Regions from separate parts of the Homo sapiens genome. Here region 1 is linked to region 2. Evidence: chromatin loops called from intact Hi-C (ENCODE). Cell type or tissue: heart right ventricle. All regions are shown on one strand. Each heading gives the region's core, and the rest is flanking DNA. Links, peaks and the distances in the headings are about the cores only.

Region 1 (9,299 bases), core at 260-8,259, 77 kb before region 2:
TGTCTCCAGATATTGCCAAATGTCTCCTGGGGGGGAAACTGTCCCAGGTTGAAAATCAATTATTTTCAAGTAATGAGCGTGGCTTTAGGTTCTCCTCTTGTAGGGCACTTTCAGCTCCCAATATGACACAGGAGCTTGCCACTGCCTGCTTCAGAAAGCCTGTAGCTTCAGCTTCATTCATTGATTCTCGTTTATTTTGGTATATTTTGGGGCCAAGGAGATATGTGCCTTGTTTTGAAGCACAGCTAAGTCCCGTAGGTTTTCTTCTTTAAATGTTCATCCATCATAGCTATGTATTTGCAGCACAGGGGGGAAATGGATGTGAAAGTGTGAACTTTGGGAGCCAACTGGCCTGGAAGTCAGTAACTCCAAATCTAATTTTTTCTTTTGTTTGAAACTGAGCCTTTGTCTTCAATTGCCTTTAGAGTTATTAGTGTTGAGGAAATCAGAATATGTTTAAATTTCCACAGGCTCACCAGCAGAACCAAATCACACTTATAAATAACAACCTACCAACAAAACAAATGTGATTTCTTTTAGTAGGAAACAAGAGCAGCTGCAGAATACAACTACGCTGACCAGCAGACATTGGATGCAATATATGTCAGGGAAACACATTATCTCATTTAACCCTATGAACAACTCCAAGACATAAGTGATATTTTATAGATAATGAAACAGAAGCTTAGTGCTATCTCTAGAAAAGTTAGTTAAGCCAAGGAACCAGAATCCGAATCCCATTTCAAATTCCAGGCTATTAACAACTGTACTCTACTGTCTCCCATACGCTACTCTACAAGGCATAAATAATGAGATCATTGTTATTTACTGATCTTTGATGCATATGACTTGACACAGAATACCATGTCACCACCACCACTGCCATCACTATCTCCACCACTTCCATCTCCACCATCACCACTGCCATTTGCTGAGAACTTACGAATATAAGCTATCTCAGGCACTGGGAATGAGTTTATCCCTTCTCTCAAAAACAAACCATGCAAGCAGAGATCTGATCTGTCTTGTCCACTGGTGTTATCACCATTGGACACTGCTGTCTAGGGCAATGTTGAGCAAAACAGACATTCAATATATATGTGATGAAAGGGTGAAGACAGGGTATCTGTCTTTGAGAGAGCTATAGAAAGCAGAACATATGAAAAAAGGAAAAATAAAACCAGGAGGTAGATGGCAGAGTCAGATGAGGAGGTGACGAAGGGGCAGCTGGGAAGGATGCACCAAGGTGAGACACTAAAACCCAATCTTGAATTAAAGGCAGGACTTAGGTTCAAGAGGCCTAAGGGCACTCTGCAGAGATGACATGGATATGTAGGAACAAAGAATGGGAAGCATGTGTGTGGAACAGTCTGTGTGCAAAGCGGTGATAGAGTATGAAGAAGGCAGGAGACAGGAGAGAGGTCATATTGCAGAAGGCTTGAATGTCAGAGTCAGGACTCTCAACTTTATCTTGTGCGCACCTGGAAGCCTCCAAAGATTTCAGAAAAATGGGCCAGGTGCAGCGGCTCACGCCTGTAATCCCAGCACTTTGGGAGGCTGAGGTGGGCAGGTCATGAGGTCAGGAGATCAAGACCACCCTGGGCAACACGGTGAAACCCCGTCTCTACTAAAAATACAAAAAATTAGCTGGGCTTGGTGGTGCATGCCTGTAGTCCCAGCTACTCTGGAGGCTGAGGCAGGAGTATCGCTTGAACCTGGGAGACAGAGGCTGCAGTGAGCCAAGATCGCGCCACTGCACTCCAGCCTGGGTGACACGGCGAGACTCCATCTCAAAAAAACAAAAACAAAAACAAAAAAGATTTCAGAAAAATAGTTTGAAGAACTATTTTGGAGACGATTTTTAAAAATGGTTCCTGGGCCTACTCATGTGTTTAAGAAGAACCAATTTAGGCAGTTTGAAAATTTCCACTTGTTCTATGTTCTAGTTAAATCTTCTTTTTCTTCAAGAAGAACCAATTTATACTTGATATTTTTCAAAATATTATCTTTCATCTAGTTTTTAAAATTGTACATAGTGTGCCGTGTTCTCCTAATTTTTCAGTCTCTTCTATATCTACTTTTAAAGTATTTTTCTTATGTTTACTGCTCTTATTCTTCTGGCAGAAGTATGTTTATTTTCTTCTTCTGGGTTCCCCTGACCCAAACTAAATAAGGTTTTGAACTTAACTAATTTTACTGCTTGCTTTTCACTTTATATTACTTTTCTTCTTAATTTCCTTAAATCTGTTTTTCTTAGCTTTGTTTTATGGTTCCTTTTCTAACTTCATGTGATAAAAGCTTACTTCAGTTATGACAAATATGCGGCCTATTCACGACTCTCAGCATCTTCCCTATGTGTGGCGGATGCTACTAACCTATCAAAGCACTCTTTTTTGCTGAGCTCAGGGAAGTCCTCATGGGTCTTTCCAAAACAACACTGGGCAATCACCTGAAGCCAGTTTATCTATTGAAGCCAATTTACCATTTGTATCTTGGTTAATTTCTTTTTCATCTTTCAGTATTTTAGTAATGAAAATGATGAAGATTATGAATTTACCTTTGAGTACATCTTTGACTCCCTCCCTCCCTCCCTTCCTTCCTTCTTTGACAGATTACCTTTGAGTATATCTTTGCCTGACCTCCTCCCTCCCTCCCTCCCTCGCTTCTTCCCTTCCTTCCTTCCTCTTTTTTTTTTTTTTTTTTTAAGAGTCTCGCTCTGTTGCCCAGGCTGGAGTGCAGTGGCGCAATCTTGGCTCACTGCAACCTCCACATCCCAGGCTCGAGCGATTCTCATGCCTCAGCCTCCTGAGTAGCTGGGACCACAGGAGCCATGCCACCACGCCTGGCTAATTTTTGTATATTTTGGTAGAGACGGGGTTTTGCCATGTTGGCCCGGTTGGTCTAGAACTCCTGACCTCCGGTGATCCCCACCTGCCTCGGCCTTCCAAAGTGCTGGGATTACAGGTGTGAGGCACCGCACCCAGCCTTTATATTTAATATCTCATTTTATTGTAAAGTGGTCTGAGAATGAGGCATGTATAATTTCTACTTTTTGAGGACTTAATTGAAACGTTCCAGTTTAGAAAACTATTCCACAAGATCTCTGTAGGGCACAAAGTTATGTATCTATTGATTTAATCTTATTAACTAATCCCTTTATGTCCTTATCTTGGGTCTTTTTTGCCTATACTACTGACTATTATTTCTATTCTCTTTCTGGAATTTGTTATTTTAGGTTGAATCTGTCTTTTCTGTCATCAGTTTTATCTTTGTATACTTCCTCCTCAAATTTTTGGCATTTGTCTTTTAGTTTGCGAATTCAATTTTCTGCAGTGGCCAATTTCTATTCACTGTGTTCAGCCCAATTTTTCACTTACGTAGTTCTCATCTCTGTGCAATCCTCCCTGACTGCAGGCCCCTTGCTCCTTTTATATGATAGCTTTGTCTAGTTCTCCACACAGATGCTCTCTACTCTTACATTTTGTTAAGAATACACATTAGGTATTTTCTAAAATGTTATTATTTCTTGCTTAAACTCATTCCAGAGGTTAGAAGCCTCTGAATCTTCTCCATGAAGCCTTCTTTTTTTTTTTTCGGAGACAGTCTCTCTCTGTTGCCCAGGCTGGAGTGCAGTGGTGTGATCTCAGCTCACTGCAAATCTCTGCCTCCCAGGTTCAAGCGATTCTCCAGCCTCCGCCTCCTGAGTAGCTGGGATTACAGGCACCTGCCACCATGCCCAGCTAATTTTTTGTATTTCTAGCAGAGACGGGCTTTTACCATGTTGGCCAGGCTGGTCTCGAACTCCTGACCTCATGACCCACCCGCCTCGGCCTCCCAAAGCACTGGGATTACAGGCATGAGCCACCATGCCCAGCCTGAGCCACTGTGCCCAACTGAAGCCTTCTTTTAAGCTATACCACCTATTGCCAGGCCCCAAGATATTCCAGTATTTGCTCATCCTTAAAGAAGGTCTAAATTTGCCAAGGGCTTATATTCACGGAGAAACTGATGTGGATGGATTCTGTCAGAGGTTAGCATAAATTCCTGCCAAAATCTTTTAAAAAAGCGTTTTCATACTCAGGTGAAGGACGAGGGAAGTGAGGGATGGGAAATATCCAGCAGTTATATTACCATTTCGACAACCATTTTAACATCCCAGGAGGCAGGCATGAGAAGTCGGATTTTAATTTAAATTATGCCAATATGAATCAGCAAGGGAAGACCCATCATTCCATGACTCTCATGTAGCTTTCCTCCCCAATGAGACACACACCATCACGCAACTTTTGATTAGGTGTGGTTGTAGCACCCATCCCTCTGACTGACGTCACTGTCCATGCCAAAAGCAACCCCAGAGACCTCCTAATGCCACCACTGAGGTCCAAATGACGAGGATTACTAGAAGACAGAGAGTCTAAGTGGCAGAGCTCCTGACTGGCGCTCATGTCCTTTCTACCCTCAGGCCCTGCCCCTCAGAGTCAGAGGGTATTATTGTCTGCAGTATTCCAGGTTTCCCTTTCATTTCCTAGAATGCACTCTCCCAGAAGACACTATACAAAAGCCCTCCATGTTGTTCTTCAATCCAGTCTTCCTGTGCTACATCTAAAAGAAATTCCCCCAGCACCTCTAATACGAGTGGCATTAATTCTTCCTCCTTTTGAGTATTTCATTTTCAGTATTTCCTGGTCATTTAAGTGGTAAAACTGGTATGGAAAAAGAGAGGAGTGAGTTCCTAAGTGCATACATTGTATTTTCTTCAAAAGCAATATTTTAGGATAATTGATCTGCCATTTGCTGTACAGACAGATATAGATGAATAGATTGGCAGGGACCTTTGAAATCAGTGATGTAGGGGGAAGAGTCTGAGGTGAGCACAGCGGGTCATATAAGTTCCAGTTTGAGCTCAGCCACTGAACACCTGCGTACCTTGTTGTACTCATATCCCCACAACTATGCCTCCATCCCTTTATCTTCTACCAAAAACATTTTATAATTACCTACCTTGGAAATGCATAATGTAGAGAAGCCTGTATTAAGGATGAATATGTTATAGATTCAACTATGTTTCTTGAAACTGCACATAATAAAAAGCTGGCAGAACATGGTTAACACACAATATGGTATCTTCTATGCTCACCTCAAGAACTTTTGGACAATTATTAAGTCCTAATTACTTTGCCCTTAAATCTTCTCACTTTAATGACTCATATGTTAAAAAGATATAACATTTTTTAAGCCGGTGTTTATTTTCATATTCTTCTGACATTAATCTCTTAAACATCTTTCATCATACGGCTGACCTCACCACATGTTCAGGTAACATTAATTGGGATTTGGTGCTACCAGGCTACCCAGTCCTGATGGCTTTCCTCCCTGCTAATCCCTGGCAGCCTTAACAGACACCACTGTCCTGGGTGCTGACACAGAACAGTCGTTACCACCAACTTCCACTCAGGTCACCCTGATGAGAATCACCTAAGCCCAGGGTAAAGAAGGTCATCTCAGCTATTTAAGGAAAAGTACTGCAGTTCAGTCTGTGTTTCTTAAACAGTTTTCTTTCTTCAGAGAAGTCTCCCAGGTTACAACATCTTTGGCCCCACCCTTTCAAATTCATTCAGTCTGAGTTTTGCCCTTGTGCCTGGCAAACTTCAATCTCCTCAGGTTTCTTTCTCCATATTTCCTGGAGAGTATGATTCTGGCTCTGAAAAAAGCTCATTTACAAGAGACAGTTCAGATGCATGTAGTTGTTTGTAGGCTGTCGTCCTCAGTTCAGCTGACTGCTTGGAAGAAATACCACAAATAGTTTTGAAAGGAGGATCTGAAGCGGGTACTAAATTATGAAGTGTTGCAAACATTGGAGAAGAAAATCAAGAAAGATTATTGGCACCAGGAAAATGGTAAAAAAAAAAATTTTAAATCATTCCCTTCACAGAACTGACAAATGAGATTTAGCTAAATGAAATACAAGTATATGAATTTGAGAACTACAACAAAGAACTGCTGGGACAAGAGGGGCTGAGGAAAATGGCTTGAAAGCATCAGGATTAAAGAGCAAATGTGCTCATAAAAAAGCTTTCAATGGAATAGACAGAAAACAAGTCATTTTGGTTAATTATTCAGTAGGGACAGTGGGTTTCGTTTTACAGATGGTAAAATGAAACCTTTAGAGGGAAAGCAACTTGAGTATTATCATAAAGAAACAGGACCCCACTGTTCTGATTCTCAACTCCCTTTGCACCAAAATCCAAGTGACATTCCATCTTTAACGTTCTATTCTTCTCTAAACTCAAAACTCAACCCTCTAGGATGTGGAAACTTTGATGCTCTTGGAAATTGCTTCTATATTTGTCTAATGCCAACTTCTGTGCTAGAAGAAGTTTGAAGTTCAACCCAAAAACACAGGGCTTGGCATGGTCAAAAGCTCATTACAACTTCTCATTAGTTGTGTCTCTTGAGGCGACTATGGCATTCCTGAGTGTGACTCAGTATCACCAGTCATAACTGAGGGTTCCTGATTAATCTGAACTGAGCCGGAGTAAAGGCCACAGTAAGATCCAAGCAAATGAAGCAACACATCTTGTAGGAAGAAAGTAAAAAATTTACATGAAAATTTCTTGAAATGCATAATAGTACCTAACACTGATTTAGTATGTATTACATACCAGGCACTGTATTTGTGCTTGACATTCATCAATTCATTTATCTTAATAACCCTATGAGGCAGGTACTATTACTATTCCCATTTTAAAATAGGAAACTGAGTCACAGAGATGTTGAGTAACTTGCTATGCTGGCTAGGAACAAGAATTACTACAGAACAGTGAGAATATATCAACTGATACTCAGGATCCTGATTTCGAGAGCCATGAAAAGCTTCTCTAGATTAAAAAAATTACTTCATCAGTCCAAATAAAGTATGGGGTTTAGTTCATAGTAATGTGCCAATGACAGTTTCCTGGTATGGTACATTCCTCAAATGCCCCATGGCAATGTCAGATGTTAACAATGGAAAAAACACTGGGCAAGTGGTACGTGAGAACTCTCTGATCTCGCTCTGTCACCCAGGCTGGAGTGCAGTGGTACGATCTCGGCTCACTGCAAGCTCTGCCTCCCGGGTTCACACTATTCTCCTGCCTCAGCCGCCCAAGTAGCTGGGACTACAGGCGCCCACCATCATGCACGGCTAATTTTTTTTGTATTTTTAGTAGAGACGGGGTTTCACCATGTTAGTTAGGATGGTCTCGATCTCCCGACCTCTTGATCTGCCCGCCTCGGCTTCCCAAAGTGCTGGGATTACAGGCGTGAGCCACCGCACCTGGCCAGTTTTTTTATTTTAATTAATTAATTATTTTTTTGAGACGGGGTCTTGTTCTGTCACCCAGGCTGGAGTGCAGTGGTGTGATCTCAGCTTACTGCAAGCTCCGCCTCCCAGGTTCACGCCATTCTCCCGCCTCAGCCTCCCGAGTAGCTGGTACCACTCGGGTGCCTGCCAGCATGCCTGGCTAATTTTTTTTTGTATTTTTAGTAGAGACAGGGTTTCACCATGTTGGCCAGGATGGTCTCGATCTCCTGACCTCGTGATCCGCCCACCTCTGCCTCCCAAAGTGCTGGGATTACAGGCGTGAGCCACCACACTTGGCCCAGTTGTTTTTTTTTTTTTAACTTTATCAGGATACTTCATAGGGGGAACTTTTCACTGTTCAGATGAAAAGCCATGCTATTCTTTTTCCTAAAAGTCAGGAGAATATCTGAAAACACTGGGGTCCCCAAAACGCTGTACATTTCACATGTAAGTGAGAGAATGTTCAAGTCTTTATTAGTATTAACTTAGCTTCAGAGACTTGTCCTAGAGTTTTAGAGGCAAATTGGAAACTATTTCCTGGAACAACGCCTCACAGCATGCCTTTTGATACCTGGATTATATTACTTAAATTCTGAAGAAATCTCCGCTTTTTCCCCCCTTCTGTGCATTTTTGATGCTGAGCTGTTTCCGGTTTTCCCACACTCTTGCCTGTCACAAAGAAGAAACCACAAAAATGCTGCAAAGCAAAGTCTGTCCAAAGAGCTGCAATTCCATCTCAGGAGGCTGCAGAGTTCTCCTGCCAGCAGTGAGTTCAGGGCAGTAGCAAGCAGCGTCTTCAAATGTCCAGCCCTGCCGCCTGGGCCCACCTCTCCACCAGCTAGCCACACAGGCCACCAAGGGCCTTCTGAGGGTACTGGCAATAATCAGAGAATCCACAAGGGGCACACTGGCAAATTCAACATTCGCATTTGGCTCAAAAATTTTCCTAGTTAACTACGGGCTTTCCAAATCTGTGAAGGAGAGTGTGGTTTTAGAATGCATATGATGGTGACCAAGGCTTACTGAGCTCTTACCTGGGCCGGGCCTTACTCTATGTACTTCACACATATTAACTCTGTTAACATTTAACAACTGACCTAGGAGGTAGATACTCTTATTGTTTTATTTTTACAAATGGAAACATGAGGAAGCTGAGGCTAGGAGATTAAGTAACTTGTAACCTGCAGAAGGTATCATATTAGTAAAGTGTGGCCTGAGGATGTGAATCCAGGCAGTCTGGCTACAGAGGCTGCAGACCTAAGGATTTGACTCCACTATTTCCAGGGTGAGAAGGCACACATTTCCTATTTTGCTACTGGCATTCAACCACAAACTGCAGCCTTCCTACTGCCCTTTCCTACTACTCCAGAGAGTTCTGCAGTCATTACAATGCCAGCTCTTCCCAGAACAGCGCTTGGTACTTAGTGGGCACTGAATAAATATTTGTTGGATAAATGAATAATGGCAGCAATATAATTAAAACAGCCACAAGGGATTGTTTTCTATCTAAATCCAGAATTTGATTTACCATCCAAGGAGGAAAAAACAGTAATGACTTTTTCTATGTTTTAGGATTCTTCTCACAACTAATATTGATCTTCCGAAGGACAAATGAATGAGAAGCCTCAATGACAGCAAGAGAAATACACAAATGTCTGCGACACAAAAACACAGCAGGCAATGCGTGCCTCTTCCAGACATCTCTAAAAGTTCCCCAAGTTTAAACTGAAGAAGGGCTGCTAGAACCAACGCTCTTCACCAATCTATTTCTAGTTCACTGGCTAAAAAGTGGCTGGAGATACAGTGAAGGATTTTGACTTAACAAAAATTTGACTCAGGAAAGGAAATGTCTTTTTGGTGTAAACAGGTAGACTACAAAAGGTATTAAAAACACTGTTGCTACACAGAGCTTGGTGACTAATGTCAATGAAGTTATATTATCCTCTTAGATGAAATC
Region 2 (9,299 bases), core at 1,135-9,134:
AAACAATGTGCACACTTTACCATGTTTAGTATAAATGATATCGTCTGGAGATTAGTGAATGGAAAGGAGAGGAGATAAAAGATTTAGTAAACCTATCCTTTGGCAAGACTGCCCCTAATTTAAACATCATCATATGCATCTTAACAGTTACCACTTATGGAACACTCACTATGTGCAATGATCTTGCATTATGGTTTTATTTTCTTGTTTGGAGACAGAGTCTCACTCTGTTGGAGTGCAGTGGCGTAATCTTGGCTCACTGCAACATCTACCTCCTGAGTTCAAGTGATTCTCCTGCCTCAGCCTCCCAAGTAGCTGGAATTATAGGCACCTGCCACCAGGCTAATTTTTGTATTTTTAGTAGAGACAGGATTTCACCATGTTGGCCAGGCTGGTAACCCCTGACCTCAAGTGGTCTACCCGCCTTGGCCTCCCAAAGTGCTGGGTTCTTGCATGATCTTGAAGTGCATTATCTCATTTAACCCCAAGCAATCCCTTTGTAACAGGTTCTACTGTTACCCATTTTACAAAAGGGGAAGCCAAAGTCAAAAGAGGGTAAACAACTAGACAACAGTCACACACCTGTAAGTGGCAGGGCCAAGACAGAACAGAGAGTGTTCGCCTTCCAGCGCATGTGGTCTACTTTTCCCAAATAATATGGTTTAATGAGTCCTTACAGTAGCGGTGTTAGGCACTCTGGGTTTTATATTTCACTTAGTCCTTACCCATTATTCACAGAGGTAGATACTGTTCCACACCATTTCACAAGTGGAGAAACTAAGGCTCAGAGAGGTTATGATAAGCAATTTGCTCAAAGTCACATAAAAGTTGCAGAACTGGTACTCCAGTTTTAAAAATCTTTTCTAGTTTGGAAACTAGTAGGAAAACAATCCTAGTTACCCTTAATTATTAGAGATTTTTAAAATATCATCAGATACAGACCTCAAATTCTTAAAACAGTGATTATACAGAGATTGACAAAACTATACCAGCTTTTCCTTCTTTCCCTTTGATTTTACTTCCCACTTGTTATCTTTCATCAGAAGACATTAAAGAAGTAAAACAAAGAAAAACATCCTCGGCCAGTTTTGTTTCTTGGCAGGTAAAAAGTGACTTGATCATGAAATTACTTTTGGATTATTGGAGGGTTACGTTTATTCACATAACAACCATTCCTGATGTGATGGATAAACCAAGAAGTGGCAGCCACTGTGATTTTGTTTTATGCAAAAGCAAAGTATCATTGTTAATTTGAGAAACAGCAAAAGTGACTGCTACTTAAATGAGAGACTATACAAGGAATGAGAAAACTTTAAAAGCTTCTCACCTTTCTCTCTAAAGGATTCCTGCTAAAAGAAAACAAAAAATCTGTTCCTACCAAATGATAATAACCTGCCCCTCTAGATTAAATATTCTATTCTTAGACTTGTGGATTTTTTGTCTAGAAGACACTCAGCACATATGCCAGAGCTAACACCCCTACATCCCTCACCCAGCAGTCTCTTCCTAGGACTCATACTGCTAACCCATAATCAAGCAACTCGGGGCTGACTTGGAGATGGTCTCAGAATCTTCTTTACACATTTCTCCAAGTAGCCATCACTGATCTATCAGAAAAACAAGTGAAATAAATCATTTTCTATCTTCTAGAATGATCTGTGATAATGGAAATGTTCTGTAATGTGCACTGTTCAATACAGTAACCCCTAGCCACATGTGACTACTATGCATGTGAAATATGCCTGCTATGACTGAGGAACTGGATTTTAAACTTTATATAATTTAAAATTTAAAAGCCAGATGTAGCTAGTGGTTACCTTATTGCACAGCACAGCTCTAGACTCTCAATCAGATCTGGCTAAATGTTACGTATACAGATTTACACCTGACTAAATTTTGCACCAAGCAAATTATCTCTAGATTAAATTAAGTAAGAAAACCTCTGGTCTTTCTTTTCAGCTTCCCACTTTTTTCCAGAATGGGCAGAAGGAGTCACTGAACAAAAACGAATCTAAGCATCAATTCTGGCTTTAGAACTGCCTTGTCCTGCCTAGAGAAGACCTAAGGGCAGGGAAAATCTCCCAGTATCGGATGAGACCTTAATAAACCCTACAAGCCAATTAGGGTTCATACCTGAAGGTTTCTTCCCTAACAGGACAGAAAGATGATGATTATAGACGTTACCAGGCTACATCCACTTCTCTATCCATCTACATTTCTCCAAATAACATAACAAAACCAGCTCTGATCAAATGAAGAGAAAGTGATAAAGAGCACTTACAGGTACCTGATATACAACGATGATCAACATTTCATTGCTAAATAATTTTTTAAAAGAACAGGCTTACAGTACATGAAGAGACAGCACCACTCACAAAATCAATCACTGGCTCACCATTTTTGTTAGTAGTACAGGTTAACTGTCCCTTAACAGAAATACTTGGGACCAAAAGTGTTTTGCATTTCAGATTTTTTTGTATTTTGGAATATTTGCATTATACCAATTGAGCATCCCAAATCTGAAAACTTGAAATATCATGTAGGTGGCTCAAAAAGTTTCAAATTTTAGAGCAGTTTGGATTTTGGATTTTTAAATTAGGGACACTCAACCTATATTAGGATATTAAAGTGGAGGTCATAGCCATTGGGCCAGTTGGCTTCTCTGGGCTAATAACTAGTGTCTGTGCTATTAAATCTAGGCTTGCCAACCTACGAATTCATGTTATTGGTCACAAAGGGGTCTGGAAAACAGACAGGAGATAGTTGAAAACCTATAGCTTTTTTTTTTTTTTTTAATTGAAACCATGACTCAAAGAACATGCCCTACTGGTAAAGCTAATCAACATCTTTAAGTGAAAAACACAAGTATATACACATAAGAAGCTTATAAGTCTGTGTTTGGACCTTTAAAACGTTCTACTATAATCAATTTTAATATGCTACGTTTTAGATCCACTACAGTAATAATAACAACAAAACTATATTAATACTAATGACGGCTAAATTCAAAAACAGTTTGGGCCAGGCACGGTGGCTCACACCTGTAATACCAGCACTTTGGGAGGCCAAAGCATGTGGATCGTTGGAGCCCAGGAGTTCGAGACCAGTCTGGGCAACATGGTGAAACCCCTTCTCCACTAAAAATATAAAAATTAGCTGAGTGTGGTGGTGCATGCTTCTAGTCCCAGCTACTAGGGAGGCTGAGGTGGGAAGGATTGCTTGAGCGCAGGAGGTTGAGACTGCAGTGAGCTGAGATCACACCACTGCACTCCAGCCTGGATAATAGAGCAAGACGCTGTCTCAAACACACACACACACACACACACACACACACACACACACACACACACAAACACACACACAGTGCCTGGATAATAGAGCAAGACCCTGTCTGAAACACACACACACACACACACACACACACACAGCTTGTTCCAGGCAACATGCTAAGCATATTTTATGTATATTAACCTACTTAGTCTTCAAGACAGGTAGATGGGGAAACTGAGGTTGAGAGATAAAATAACTTGCTCAAGAACAAATAATTATTATGTGTCAGCCCCTGGATTCAATTCCTGGTCTGCCTGATGAAAATTCTCCCAATCTTGTTGTTTTAATCACTGTGTTATCTCACTGCCTTGTACCACTGAGCCTTGCGACTTAGAATTTGGTCTCTGGACCAAGAGCACCTGCATTACTGGGAGCATATTAAAAATGCAGAATCTTGGCCCAGCCACAGCCCCAGCCCCAGCCCCAGCCCCAGCTGCACTGAACCAAAATTTGCATTTTCAAGATCCACGGGAAACTTACTTGCATTGCAGAGTTTGAGAAGCACTTGTTACCAGGAATGGTAGCTAAGGAAACGAGAGAACAGGTAAAAGGAACCATTCAATGCTTCCTCTCCTCCACAAAGCTCACGGGCAGGGGATTTTCCAAAAAACAGCAGAAATGCCTTTGATGGGGTGAAGACAAGTTACAAAACAACAAAGGGGAATGAGAAGGGAAAATAGTTTCATTAGCAACTTTAAGGTTTTACTATTTCTCAATGTTGTTCAGATGCTCAAACATTAAAAAGAGTAATCATTAAATATGCCAAGAATGCAAAAGTGGACAAAACAGCTTAGGACAAACTTCAGAAAATTCCAAGATTACTTGCTATGCTGCCCTGAGAAATAGTGGTAACAACGAAAAAACAAAAAAACAAGAAATTTAAGCCTAAAAACAGTCAACTTGTTCCACATGTCTCTGCCCCTGCCTCCCTCTAGCTGGCTGCTGCTAAGTGAGTAACTGCCTGTGGGAAATCTGGTCACAAGATCCTACCTCCACCTAAGCTTTGGGGCCTGCTTGGCAGATGTTTCACCCCTTGCTCTCCTCCTCCTCCCCCTGCTCCTGCTTTTCCTCTTCCTCTGCTCCCACTCTCCTGGAGCAGCTTATCCAGATGTTCCACTCCCATTCTCTGCCTCATGTCCATTGCCACGGTGACCTCAGTGCGTTTTTCCTTTAGTACCAAATCACTGTTTATTTTAGAGCCAATCTTCCGAATAAGGCAGGTGAGCAAATATCTGAATGTGTGGGGTAGGGACACATTGCATGCATACCATCTAGACAGGTGTTTAAATTATAGCAGGAATAAATCCAGGTGATGGATTGAAAAGGGGGTAGGAGAAACCCAGAGAAAGAGGCCAATTTCCGGTGGCTGGCCCGCCCAAGTGTTACTTCTTGTTACTGCTGTTTGTTAAAAGTCGTACTGCTGCCAGCACTATAATTAAAATATGATGGAGCTTCCCTGTTGATTCTTAGAAGATACCCACCATCCACCCAGATACATAACCTTTTGGTATGTGAAGAGGGTTTGAAGACAAGCCTAGCTATTTCAATGCTGCATGCTCTCAAAAATGCTGCAGTCCCGAATGCTTAAGAGAAGTCCACACCTCAAAGATAGTAAGTGCTGTATTGCCTATCACAGGTAAAGCCTTGAGGAAAGCGCTAACGCATGTGCAGATAAAAACGTGGCCCTTCCCTGCCCTCAAGCCATGTTGGAATTTATAATTACTAGGCCAGACAAGATTGTAAGACAAAAAGCAGTATTTAAGACCTCCAGAATGCAGTAAGTGCCATAAAAGAACAGCTAAAGAAATTAAAAAATGGCATCTGGGCTGGGCCTAAAATAATAGGTAGGAGGAAAGAAAAATCGTCAGACAAGCAGGGAGAACATCTGAGAAACAGAAAGTAGTCTAATTCAGCAAAAGCTTCGCGTCATAGAAGATAGGGACAGACAGATAAACAGCTTGGGGAGGCCCTTGAATGTCAGACTAATGATTCTGTCCTTGATCTAGTAGACAACAGTAAGCCTGCTCACAGGTTCTGACAGAACCATGCTATATGAGAACCTTGGTTGCAGACCCTTCTACTCCCAAACACACACACACACATACACACACACACACACACACACACACACACACTCTTTCTTTCATTCCCTCTCTTTCCCCACCCCCTCTATTTCTCCCTCCCACCCCCTACCTCCAGTTAGCAGCTAGTTTCACCAGTTGAGTAGAAAAGTGGTTAATGTCTCTGCAAGGCTATCAAGGAAATTAGGAGTCCCAAATCACCTCTTTTTGCCTGGGCCACAAGGGAGGGACTGCTTTAGAATTCAGGGAAATAAAATGATCAGTGACTAGAGTTGAGAGATGTGTTGCTCTTGCTGTGCCCTGAATAATTTTAGAGAGGATTTTTGCTTGATCTTAAATGGATGAAATAACAGCTTTGACATACAGATGTTGTGCCTTGTGCACACAATGTGTATATTTGTTTCTTCATGCCCCTGAAACTGCAAAGGCCTAAGAAACCATTTGCAATGGACTCAAACTAATCTCAGGTTCACTAAGGATGTCTGCAAATTTCATGCATCTTATTTATCGAAATGGAGAAGAAAATTAAGCATTAAAGATTTAGGGTCAGGCACAGTAGCTCATGTGTGTAATCACAGTGCTTTGAGGGGCTGAGGCAGGAGGGTCACTTGAGGCCAAAAATTCAAGACCAACCTGGGCAACATAAGAGACCCCATCTCTACAAAATATAATTTAAAAAATTAGGCATGGTGGTGCATGCCTGTAGTCCTAGCTACTTGGGAGGCTGAGGCAGGAGGATCACTTGAGCCTGGGAATTCAAGGCTGCAGTGAACCATAATCACACCACTGTACTCCAGCCTGGGTGGCACTCTAGCCTGGGTGACAGAGCAAGATCCTGTCTCAAAAAGAAAAACAGAGAGAGAGAGAGAGAGAAGATGATTTAGTTAATAAGAGCTTAACATGGGAGTAACTGGTAGCAAAGCATTCCCAATGCAGTTTATAATCTTGCCATAGCTCAATTTCCTCATTGTAGCAGGTCCAGAAAAATTTTAGATAATTCTTGTCTGAGAAGGTCTAGGAATGCTGTTTCCTAAGATTAGTTCACTAATTCAAACTAATATTTCTCAGGCACCTACTCTGGGCTTGCCATTCTTTTGAGCATTAAGGATAAAACAATGACAAAAAACAGTCAAGTAGCACAGTCAATATGGAAAACAGTATACAGGTTCCTCAAAAAGCTAAAAATACAACAACCATATGATCTAGCAATCCCACTGCTGGGTATCAACCTAAGTGTCCATCAACGGATGAATGGATTAAAAAAAATGTGACATATATACATAGAGGAATATAGTTCGGCCACAAAAAGAATGAAATCCTGTCATTTGCAGAACATAGATGGAACTGGAGGTCATTATGTTAAATGTAATAAGTGAAGAACAGAAACACAAAAATTGCATGTTCTCACTCATATCTGGGAACTAAAAGAGTGGATTTCATGGAGATAGAGAATAGAATGATGGTTACCAGAGCTGAGAAGGGAAAAAGGGGAAGGAGAAGAGATATTGATTCATGAGTACAAAAATACAGTTAGATAAAATGAATAAGTTCTAGTATTCGAAAGTATAGTAGGAAAATTGCAGTTAACAATTTATTGTATATCTCAAAATAGTCACAAGGGAAGACTTGTTAATGTTCCCAACACAAAGAAAAGATAAATCTTTGAAGCAACGGATATCCCAATTACTCTGACTTGATCATAACACATTGTATAGATGTATCTAAACATCATATGTACCCCCCAAAATATGTAACACTGTGATATATGAATAACCCCCAAATCCTTGCCTTCATGGAGATTACAGCCTAATGTGGGGCTATCACTGAAATATATAAAGAATGTATAAAACAAAGATACTCATAGATTTGGAGTTTGGGCCAAATTATTGATATTAATGGTTATATGCTACCTAAACACTTTCAGGGGATCTTAACTTAGAGACCATAAGTCCATGGAGCATCAAGACAGAGCCTGATTGAGGGTGAAGGTATTTGAACCCTTTGAAATTAATGCAAATTTATAAGTTTGAGTGTATATTTTTTCAGGAGGAGGAATAAAGCTTTAATTAGATTCTCCAAGAGACTTCTGAATCCAAAAAGGTTAAGAATCACTTCAACTGATAAAAGGATAAATTTGTCTAAATGTGCATTCATATTATCCTCAAAACTACCTCAATGTCATTTGAAAATAATGTTCTCTGTGGTGTTCATATATAAAGAATATATATATATATATTCCTTATATATATCCTGATATGTATAGCTATATCAAAATCTGACAGGATCAGCTGGGCATGGTGGCACACACCTATAATCCAGCACTTTGGGAGGCCAAGGCAGGAGGATCACTTGAGCCCAGGAGTTCGAGATCAGTCTGGGCAACACAGTGAGACCTCACCTCTATATAAAAATTTTAAAAAATAAGAAAAAAAGAATATGACTGGATCAATTGAACATGCCATAGCTTTGATTCCTGCAGCCATGGGGCTCTGAATGATCTGGAACAGGATCTGTTCCTGTTTTCACCTGTTTTGCTAGAGCAAAAGGTAATCCTTGAATAGGAAATATCAGTGGACCAAGATCTGTTTCACTCAAGGTAAAAGAAGAGGAAAACCAAAAGTGCCAGATCTGCACCAATTACAAGATTTTCACCAATGGAGAAATATTAGAGAATATATTCAATCAGAAAAATGAAAAGAACTATCTTAAACAGTTACATTTTGAACAGTCCTCCAAAAGCACTTCACGAGCATTTATTAAATCACTAGCCACAATTCAATTCCTTCTTCAATTCCTGGATGCTGATAAAATAAACCTCAAGAAATTCACACTCCAATCACCAGGAGAGAAGGGTTAAATGTTAATTATATTTTAAAGGGGGTCAGGAAAAGCAGGGAATCTCTGCAGTTCCAATACCTCAGCACTAAATTCTCTTGGCATATCTTCTCTTTCTGCTGAGCTCCATCATTTTCATAATATACGTATATATATAGACATTTAGTGTTCCAAAATCCAGACAGAGTTCCAGATCAAGATTTGCCAGAGACATTCCTGGGAAACCTGACAAAATGGGCAAATCTCTTCGTAGGGTTTCCAATTTATACATGTAGATTTTGTGTGTTGACAGGGGGAGTTGCTGCTGCCATCATAAGATCTATTCTTATTGCATCTCTAGTGATTAACAAGGCTGAGTTTTGTCTGGTCGAAGAATCAGTTGACTATACTATAAAATAATCTGATGAGGAGTTTGCCCAACAAATAACTGATAATTCTCAACAGAGCCACATGTTTTGCAAGCTGCTTCAAGAACTAGAGAAGCATTTCAAATCAAGAAAACAAAGTTCAACTCCTTGTTTCTCTGAGCAGGCACAAGTATAGGCTTGGCTACAACTCTGTAGCAACATCATGGAACAACAAGCTCACAGGGTGAAGTTCGGTCACTTTCGTCTAATGAGAGGTTTGAGTCCTTATTCACACCGAAAGAGACAGAAAAACACTGAGGTAAAGAGCACAGAGTCAGACAGAGCTGAGTTTGAGTCTTAGCACAGTAACTTGCCATCTGTGTGACATTAGCAGAGTCACTTATCCTACCAGCTTCTATTTCTTCATCTTAATTGGCAAAAAGTAAGTACCTACACCTCATTAGGGTTAAAGAGATAATGCATATAAAGTCCTTGGCACAGTGCCTAGTACAAAGTAAGCATCTGATTAATGTCAACTGCTTAATTATGAAGGGCAGGTATGGTGTTATCAATGAAAAAATTTTGACACAGGGTCTTTCTTACTTTGTAGCCGAGGTTGGAGTGCAGTGGTGCAGTTATGGCACACTGCAGCTCTTGGGCTCAATCGATCCTCCCACCTCAGCCTCCAGAGTAGCTGGGACTACAG

The links. Hi-C counts contacts between places; a loop is a spot of excess contacts. Peaks named below come from ENCODE experiments on the same cell type or tissue, not always from the same donor. Only the 100,000 strongest peaks of a DNase experiment are listed, where the experiment ranks them.
Region 1: a loop joins it to region 2, with 6 times the contacts of the local background. A loop is called at or near these places in 6 of 110 quality-filtered maps.

What each region holds. Positions count from the first base shown.
Region 1 is chr14:75,883,231-75,892,529 of GRCh38, reverse strand. All of the region lies in intron 30 of TTLL5 (tubulin tyrosine ligase like 5), which reads right to left. Among named protein-coding and RNA genes, the nearest start is that of TGFB3, 94 kb to the left of the region's middle. In heart right ventricle, for the core only: a CTCF peak has its summit at 8,242; no DNase peak of the experiment used is centred there; H3K27ac peaks cover 2,255 bases.
Region 2 is chr14:75,807,323-75,816,621 of GRCh38, reverse strand. All of the region lies in intron 27 of TTLL5 (tubulin tyrosine ligase like 5), which reads right to left. Among named protein-coding and RNA genes, the nearest start is that of TTLL5, 150 kb to the right of the region's middle. RefSeq lists an enhancer at 3,921-4,426. In heart right ventricle, for the core only: no CTCF peak of the experiment used is centred there; no DNase peak of the experiment used is centred there; H3K27ac peaks cover 495 bases.